Linked DNA regions of Homo sapiens: region 2 is linked to region 1. A link is an interaction called in ENCODE POLR2A ChIA-PET data of the cell type or tissue named here. Cell type or tissue: A673. All regions are shown on one strand. Region 1 overlaps NCOA1 (nuclear receptor coactivator 1). Region 2 overlaps NCOA1 (nuclear receptor coactivator 1).

Region 1 (5,000 bases):
CATAACCTCTAAATTAAAACATTTAAAAAATCACTAACTTAAGCCCGACAGTCAAATCTTTATCAAATAGTACAAAATGGTAAATAAAACAAAGATTTTTTTTGGGCTTTGGTCCTATATTTAAATTAGGAGATTTCTTTAATTCCTAGTAGTCTGAGAATTTCATAACTCTGTGAGACTACTACGCTAAGGACTATTTTGTAAGAACTGCTGTCAGTATTACTGTATGGCATTTTATTCTTCAGGTTAAGTAATCAGAAAAACATTTCCCAATATTAACCAAACCGATATTATTAAATGAACACAGTACTATAATTTTCCACAAGTATTCTATAAGATAAATTTGCTTTGCTTTCTAGAATCACTTAATCACAGAATCTTGGTGTAGCCAGCCTCCATTTTTACAGATGCCACAAGTTGTGATCTACCCAATGATACTGTAGTTTAATCCTTGTCAAATTAGCAGGGGACACAATGGGGCTCTTTTGGTATCCCAAAACCAGTAAAACCTACATCTCCATAAGCAGGCACACAATAAATCTTTGTTAAATGAATAAATGAAATGCTCACAGGTCTGAGATTCTTATAGTCTGAAATCTCATGATCTCACTCCTGAAAGTCTACCTCAACACAGATGCTGTCAAAGACAGATTTTCCTCTGCAACTACAGGGGCTTCCATATACAGTGTAAGAACATACACCATATACAGCAAAGAGATGACACAGTATCACATTAACACTTCATGAAATAATTGAGGCAAATTATCGGAGATCTCTATTGTGCCCATAAAAGCTTTGTATTCAAATACTAATACCTGCTTGCCTAGTTGAGAGCTCCATAACCTCTATGCAGAGGCTGCAAGGCTAAAAAGGCCCTAAAAAACAATTAGGACACCAAAAACAATTAGGACACCAATTAGGACGCCTCATTGTGTCCCCTGCTAATTTGACAAAGATTAAACTACAATATCATTGGGTAAATCACAACTTGTGGCATCTGTAAAAATGGAGGCTGGCTACACCAAGATTCTATAATTAAGTGATTCTAGAAAGCAAAGCAATTTTACCTTAAATATTCTTTTGGAAAGTATGATACTTCAGAGGTCCTATAAAAATAGTTTTTAACCTTGTTTAGGTGATGGAAAGCGTCAAGACTCCAATAAAGCTACAGATATTTCATCTCAAAAGAATTCCCACATGGATAAAACTTTATATATAATATCAGATTTAATGAGCCTCTGAAGTGGTCCATGAAACTCATGTAAGAAACTTCTGTTTTGTAAATTTAAATAGAATTCAATACATTGGAGGTGTGCTAGTAAGTTTGAAAACAAAGCAGTACTTTCTACCTGATTCTTTTGATTTTTAAAAAACAAGTTATATTTATTTTAAATTTCAGACAATAGCAAAGATGAAGAGGTGATTTTACAACTATCAAATAGAAACATGGTTTTGAAGAACTGAAAAATATTAACTTAGATAATTGAACTGTGCTGGTAAATCAGAGTTCCAGATAAGTGACAATCAAACCATTATTATTACATAAATATCAATCCCAATTCTAATAAAACTATAAGAAAAATATTTATTTAGAATTCCGAAGTTAAACAAACATTTGGCCCATTTAATTTTCTTCAATGAGACAATCCATTTAAAGATAAGACTTTAATAAAAACACAAAACTAAGTATAAGCAATTGCATTACTATAATAGCTTAAATTTCTGAAAGATTAAACATCAATCATGTATTTTAAAAGTGAAACAGTCTCATCGCATCCTAATTTATAATTAAGATTGGTTAAGTATGTTGAACTACAACATTAATTTGTTCAGTATTTGTATTTCTAAGGATAAAATTTAAAATGCTTTCAACTGTATCAGGAAAGAAAGCTGAGAGGGCTGACTTATCATAGAGAAGGAAAGAAGTAACAATTACACAATTCTTTAGAGGTTAATTAAAAGTAGGCAAGTAATACCGATGTTAAGGATTTTATAAACCATCTGCACAACAAACCAAAAGCATGCTAATATCTGCTCTTGTAGTTTAGTTTCTGATGTACATCTTTTGTGCAAATTTCTCCTAGGATTTCTCTTGTCTAAAGAGTGTCCCCAGGGAACCAGCAAGAAGAAATTCTGTGATTATGTTCTGATGCAATAAAGGCAAAGACCTTTCTAATCCTGAATTTGAGAAAAATAATGACTCTGCCCCAATTGTGACAGCAATACCCCCATCAGGAACATGAAAATAAAATGGCTATAATTTCTGGTATATTCCTTTTGTCTTTTCAGTTGAACGATACCTAATTTTCTTAAAGTTTTTTTCAGTAAGTTACGAAATCATAATCGTATGTTTTATTATAAATTACAAATTACCATTTATTGAATTCACAAAAGGAAAACATTTAAATAAGCTTATGTAACATGTTTACAGCAACATGAATTCTGGATTCTTCAATGTTCCACTTATAAATTATTATACTTAGGAACTGTGAATCTAGTACCGTGTTTACTTGAATAATTGTACATTTCCTTCACATAAATTACACTGTGAAAGGGATCAGGAAATGAGGCAAATATCAGGATCTTAGTCCACAGTAATCTTTATAATTACAATTTATCTTCTGGATCCTTATTTCTGTTTATCAAAGAATGGTACACTTCCTAAAAATTGCAAAGATAATCAGTAGCAGAGTTAAGTTAGAAGAATCTAGATTTAATGCTTCTCTTCTCTTCAGCTGTTTTAGTTTTCTAAGAAAGGCTACTTAAAGCTAAAGATACATATTGGGTGAGGCCTTATAGGGCAGACTTCATATGTGAATACCTGTACGCATGACAACAGGAATTCAAAGAACCAGGGTTTTACTCCCAAAACTTGCCACTAACCTGCTTTTGTGACACCAGGCATATAACTTGTAAGGGACTTAGTTTTTGCCACCTGTAAAATAAGGATGTTGAAACGTGATCTCCAAGGTCATTTCCAATTAAGATGCTTGTGTAAGTCCACATTTATGTAAGTATACGAATAACAGAATTACAGTAAAACCATGTGAGAGTATGGACATAGGTATACATGTAGGAAGGACAAAGAAATGTGTAAAAAAAAATAAACATTCAATGTTTACATTTGGAGTTTCCTTTCACAGGCAGGGTTTAGACTTTCGATAAAGAAAGGCCCAGAAGACCCACTACTCTCATCCAAATTCCCATCATGCTCCTTTTATGCCACAGCTATACTAATATCCACAAGCAGTATAACCTAAGAGTGTGCTTTCCCCACAATATAACCATTCTCATATCCAGTCCAGGGTAGACTGATCCAGTCTATCTCAATGAGGGTTGGCAAGCTTTTCTGTAAAGAGTTTAATAAATATAGGTTTCCTTTCCCTTCTCAATAGTGCCATCCGTCAAGACAGTGCTTGCTGCCAACGCTGACTTCTAACAAATTACTTACTCTGGCCCTCTGACAAGAGCCAGTCCTTGACTCTTCTTGATCCTGACAAATAAACTCCTGGTACCACTGTATCAAGTTTTTATTGCTACTTAACTCCTTTTTCCCTCATTAATTCAAAGCTACAACTTCACGACTTCATCCATCTTGAACCCCAAATGTCAGTATTACTATCACTCACCATTGGCCCAGAAAGATGGTAAGAAAATAGAAACAAAAAAAGAAGGGGACAGAGACAGGGTAGGTTCAGGTGAAGGACAGGTGAATGGTAGTATTACCTCCCTTTTCTAGACTCTAAAAAGGAACCAGGTACTACGTTACTGTTAATTTAAATTAAAATGTCTACTTCAGTGGGAACAGAGAACATTTCACTTTATGCAAAGTGCTCCCTAATGAAAGAATTGTTATAACAGGGGGGAAAAAAACCTCAGTAAGCTTTTTTATTATGCTTTTATCTAGATCACTCTGCTTCCAGCTGTGAAACTGACTGATGTTGTTAAAGCTCCCAAGGAGCCTCTACAAGAAACCATGGTTACTGGTTCAAAACAGTATCAAAAAAAAAAAAAAAAAAAAAAAAATTAGGAGGGGATAGCAATTTGAAGAGAAAAACACTTTTCTTAAATTTCATCAAATGAAGCTACAGCAACAAGGAGTAGGTTGATGGCTGGGCAAAGGCTTCAAGATGATAACTTCTCTATGAGCCGTCAAGGTGCTTGATCTCTCAGCCCAGAAGGCCCAGCACCTCAAGGGATCATTTTACCTTGCCCAAGAGTGATCCCCCAAAGCTAATTTAGTTATTTACTATGGACAATATCTTATAAACTCAAATAATATTCTCTTCACAAGGTCACTGAGTTTGCTTTACACAGAAGCTTACTTGGAAAAAAATTAAGAGCACAAGGTTGCTTAATAAGTATATGAATCTGAGCCTAACGGTACCTATTGTTTTAATATAAAGCTGCCTAAGTCATTCTTACCAATCTTTTTCAAAAAGTTTTCATCAAATGCTCGTCTTTTCAAACCCCTTAGCGACGTTTTCAGTTATTAAATAATTCATTCCTTTCACATTTGAGAACCTATCATGTTTCAGGCACTGTATGAGACACTGGATATATCACAATAAAGAAAACAGCTTTTATGGAGCTTATAAACTAATGGAGAAAAGAGACATTAAATACATGATTGCAAATTGTGTTAATGTGCTAGGAAGAAAAAAATAAAAGGTATTTACTGGGATTTCAAGAAAACTTTTTTTTAATTTTTAAAGAGATCAAATCCCCACAGCTATTGATGGTGGGTAATGGATACATAGAAATGGTGATGGATTCATCATACTCTCTACTTTTGTATATATTTATAAATTCTTAAAATAAAAATTTAAAAATGAGAGAAACAGGAAGAGACCTGAAAGATAAGTAGGTGTTAAAGAAGCAAAGCATGTCAGAGAAGAGTGTTCTCTAGGCCAATAGAAGAGTAGATGCATCAATTCAGAGAACTGGGGAGCTTGGCATATTAGAGGGATTGAAGGAAAGACTAAAAGATAGCCTGGCCT
Region 2 (5,000 bases), 150 kb before region 1:
AAAGAAAACAATTTCTAAAGTCTGATTCTGTTCTTTTACACTCATTATCATAGCATGGTAGTCTAGAAAAGTTTCTTGTTTTCAGAAATACCAGAAAACTTACTCTGCCATTACTATGACTTTCATGTTCCTTCATTTACTTTGGGCCTACATTAAGTGGAAAGAGGCTAAGGCAAAGGATATAAAGCAAAGCTAATGCAGTTATCCGTTGGTTTTACTGTCATCACTTAACACAGAAATCAGCAAGCTTCTTCTGCAAAGGGCCAGATAATACATGTTTTCAGTTTTGTAGGCCATAAAGTTTCTTTAACTACTCAACTCTTCTATATGAAACCAGCCATAGATAATACATAAAGCAGTAAGTATGGCTGTGTTCCATTAAAACTTTATTTACCAAAACAACTGGGCTGGATTATGGACCTTAATTTGTCAAACCTGGAAACATGTTGGAACACATATATTTTGGTACTTTTGTATGGCCGATTTCTTAGGAATAGAAGCATAAAACCAACAAAGGCCAAAGAGCCTTTTTATCTGGATTTCCTTAAGCCACAATAAACTGTTTTTGTTTTGAAAAGGCTGGAACTTTTCCAGAACTTCATTTTGTGCCAACACAAAACCTGGTCCTCTACCAGACTGCTGATCAATTTGGAGCAAGTTTATAATTAAGAGTGGTGACAGAAATTAAAAACATTGCATCTTTAAACATTCTTACTCTGTCCAGAAAAGTTAAACATTTTTCCAGTATTATTTTGAAGCAGTCCATGGAAGAACTGACAGCCCTGCCATTTCATTTCAGTTTGCAACTGGATGAAACCACTGTTCTCTTCAATGCACTCAGCATTTGGGTTTTGTTTGTAGTATGAATGCTGACTTTATAAAAAGCAAATTCTTATTTTGTGAAAATATTTTTGTCAATCAGAAGTTGGTCTGGAAGAAAAACCCAGGCACCAGATACTCATGATAGGTGGCAACACATCTTTCCCATTATGGTACGGGGAAAGAGGAAGCTCCACCCACTCCATTATTTCAGCTCACTTTGTTCTATGCTGACACAACTCAGATCAAAAGGCTAGACCCAGAACTGTGAAAGAAACTTGTCAATTTCATGAGAACCGGGGCACTGAAGGACCGCCTTTCCAGGTGGCTTTGTCAAGGAATGAAAGCAGAATATAAAGTTCTCCTTTCTTGACTTTCCAGAGGAAACTTAAAAGTACATGCCTGAAAATGGACAGAAATACTATTTCTATTTTTTAATAGAAAAAATCCTTAGAATAATTTCATGAGGAATTTATTAATGTTTGGCTTACTTCTAGTTAGCTTTTTCCCCTAATGCATGAGATAAATCTTTTGATTTAGGGCTCTGCAATTAATATTATGAATGCTGCTAAAAACCCATTTGCTGTTTTAGTCAGGTTGTCATTTTGGAGGAGGAATGGGGATGCAGATGACTACACAAGTCTTCTAATGTTGGAGGAAGTACTTCCACAGGCTAAAGTGAAAAAGCTTTGTCAAATTCTCTGCATACAGAAATTGTAAGACACATGGAAATAAAACTCTTTTGAAGGCCATACTCTTGTTCAGGCAACCATATAATTAAAATATGGATTTATAATCCTTTTCTCGCCCACACAGATAGTGTCACTGATATAAACCAGCCAAAGATGACTTCATTGTCTTGAGGACAAAGAAACTGATGTGGCATAATTTTGATTAAAATCTCTTTAGAGTTCTGGTGCTCTCTGGCACAAGTCTTTAGATACTTAATTTGATAGTCAAAGGATTTTAGTATTTGCTACCATCAGAATGGAAACTCTAAATTGATTTGGCTGTCAAAACTGATAAGCATACTGCCATGTCAAAAATCTCTGTATAACTTTGACATTTTATTCAAGTCAAACAGCAGCTTTCTCATTGAAATTCATTTTTAAGCAGCCTTAAAATTTACCTCTTTTCTTTCATTTATATAATCAAGGGATTTATTTCAATTATTTTTCAGGAATTGACAATTAATTTTGCATAAAAGTTTGATTAAACAGAGTAGACTAATCAGATGTTCATCACTGCCACTACCTATCAGAACCTGAAAGTGACAGAAAAGAAATAAGAAAAGATATTATCACCCAGGACAAAGAGAATGGAAGACAGTGCCAAAGAAAGACTAAAAAAGAAAAAAGCTTTTGGAAGCCAGAAAGTTGACTGACATTGGAGAGGAAGCTGCAACAGCAGCAGCTGAGAGTGATGACACCAATGAGTAGTCTGAGATACTCTGTGGAGATAAATTATTCTTATGCAAACTGGCAAAAACAAAATCTCCCACACAATGAAAAAACTACATGCGAATTTTGAATTAATGTACTAAAATCCATTGTGTGGGGAAGACTTTCATTGAATTCTCATAGAGATCAATGAGAAAAATTAAAAAATAAGAGAATGGGCCGGGTATGGTGGCTCACCTGAGGTCAGGAGTTCAAGACCAGTGTGAGCAACATGGTGAAACCCTGTCTCTACAAAAAAAAAAAAACAAAAATTAGCTGGGCACGGTGGCACATGCCTGTAATCCTAGCTACTCGGGAGGCTGAGGCAGGAGAATCGCTTAAGCCCAGGAGGTGGAGGATGCAGTGAGCTGAGATTGCACCATTGCACTCCCAGCCTGGACAACAGAGCGAGACTGCATCTAACAAAAAAGAAAAAAAAAAGGGGGAACGTACTTTGCATACAAAATGCTCAAAAGGTCCTTACAGATCCTCTAATTCAATCATCTCAGCTAAAAAAGGGAGATAAGCCTCAAACCAGTCAACCATTTAGTGTCAAAAGCTGAGTCTGAATCCTGGGTCTCCAGACTCCCACGTCAGTGTCTTTCCTCTTCCACACACTATTTTAATGTCCAAGCACAGACATAAAGATGGAGAGAGACCTAAGCCTGTATGGATTACTTAGAACAACATAAAGTTGTGACCTTCCTACCTGCTCCTGGATACTGGAAGACATTCTGCTGCATCTGAGGATTGATTCCAGTGCCAAACTGTCCTCCTATGTTTCCTGTCATGCCTCTGCTCACCATGCTGTTGCGGTTGGCCAAGGATGCTTCAGGATTTGCTGCTAGTTGTGAAAACGGGCTGGTAGAAGCAGGTGGGGTTCCTGGATTTGTACCATAGTTTGGTGGATAGGGGAATTGCTGTGGAGCACCCTGAGGAAGACGGGGGTTCCCCATTTGAACTGGTAGTCCAGATGAGGGAGGGAGGTTGTTCCCAAAGCTTTGCTGCCTCATAAGCATGGCTCTTTGCTGCTGTATTAGCTGCCTCTGTCGGTGCTGTTGACTGTACAGTTCCCGCTGACGTTGTGCCAACATTTGAGCATTCAGGGGTGGCTGAAAAGCAGGAAAAAACTCACTTACTAAAATTATTATAATCACTATCTATCCTGGAAAGTTCATTGGATTAAGGCCTACTTGCTTGGGGCAATAAAGTACATAGCAATTATCACTGTACAAGGGAAACTAAAACAGAAAAGGAACAAAAACCTCTTAAGTAACAATCACAGGAGAAAAAATGAATTAAGTATATTTTACAGATTAAAAGTAGTCAAGAAATGCTAAACAATATCTGACCATTATAAATGAGAACGCAAATTCTCAATGAAAAGTCACACAGAACTGAAAAATTCAAAGAAAGTATGTATTGATTAGTATTATAATATTGGCCATGAACATTGTTAAGAGAAACATGAAGACCATAAGGAAGTGAAAGAAAATGTGCTTGATGACTTCTGTCCTATCCTTCATTAGATCATTAGAAGACTTTTTCAATTCCAAAAAATTTACTGTGTTTCTGGTAAAGAGAAACTTAGTTTTTCCACTTTTCTCACTGAGAACATTATCCCAGTTTATTTAAATGAATAACATGTGATTATAGGTGATTTTAATTTTCATTATACTTTTCTATATTTACCAAATTATTACGATGAACATGTACTACCTTTACAATTAGAAAAAACCTACAAATACCATTAAAAAAGGAAGATTCTGAAATCTAGGATCCAATGCCTAAGAAATTATCACTTAAAAAGAAAATAAGTAGAAATAAAATAGTAAAAAGAAATAAATGGAAACAGCTATTTTGTATTATTATTGGAGTTTCAGATTATTCCAGGCATTAGTGTAAGTGGTTTCAGTTATAATATTATGGATGAGGAAAGAAGTGGTCAAATTAGCTTAAAATCATTTTTTCAATGTAACATGGCATATCAATAAAGCCTTCTTCAGAAAATGTCAATTCAGATTGAGAATCTGGTTAAAGCATACAGCTCTTGCCAACTACATATAGTCTAATCTAGAAGAAACTATGAAATAAGACTTTCTGATAGGAATTATCTTTATGTGAATCCAAAAGTGGGGTCTTGTTTCCTTACAACCTAATTACTCCTGAATTAGCTAGCACTAAGATTTATAATTTGTAAGACAGAGAAACTGAAATCTGGATCCATGAAGATGTCAATATCTGCTGCTTACCAACAACTTCAGTCAATACAGTCATGTGATGCATAAAGACATTTCAGCAATAAGACATTTTAGTAATAAGACATTTCAGTTGCACACAATGGACCAAATTCGGTGGTCCCATAAGATTATAATACTACAGTATTTTACTGTACCTCTTCCACGTTTAGGTATGTTTTGATATACAAATACCATAACAATTGTCTACAGTATTCAGTAGAGTAACATGCAGTACAGGTTTATAGCCTAGGAGCAATAGGCTATACACATAGCCAGGATGCTAAGTAGGCTATACCATGTAGGTTTGTGTAAATACACTCTATGACCTTTGCACAATTATGAAGTTGCCTAATAACACATTTTTCAGAACATATCCCTGTCTTTAAGTCATGCATGGCTGTATTTATCTCTTTAATAATACAGGTGCTGGCTTTATTTGCTCCTAATCCATCTAGTTCCATATTGTGGAGAGGAAAAGAGTATTGTTTAAATCCTCTCTAAA

What was found. Peaks named below come from ENCODE experiments on the same cell type or tissue, not always from the same donor. Only the 100,000 strongest peaks of a DNase experiment are listed, where the experiment ranks them.
Region 2: POLR2A ChIA-PET joins it to region 1 with 8 read pairs; 3 of 35 experiments call an interaction of 5 or more read pairs at or near these places.

Annotation. Positions count from the first base shown.
Region 1 is chr2:24,591,605-24,596,604 of GRCh38, reverse strand. The region is part of intron 3 of NCOA1 (nuclear receptor coactivator 1); the gene reads right to left. Among named protein-coding and RNA genes, the nearest start is that of NCOA1, 100 kb to the right of the region's middle. In A673, no CTCF peak of the experiment used is centred here; DNase peaks (open chromatin) are centred at 2,114, 2,524 and 3,964; H3K27ac peaks cover 1,351 bases.
Region 2 is chr2:24,740,154-24,745,153 of GRCh38, reverse strand. NCOA1 (nuclear receptor coactivator 1) reads right to left here. Exons shown (of 23, transcript NM_003743.5): 19 at 2,968-3,370. Among named protein-coding and RNA genes, the nearest start is that of PTRHD1, 51 kb to the left of the region's middle. In A673, no CTCF peak of the experiment used is centred here; no DNase peak of the experiment used is centred here.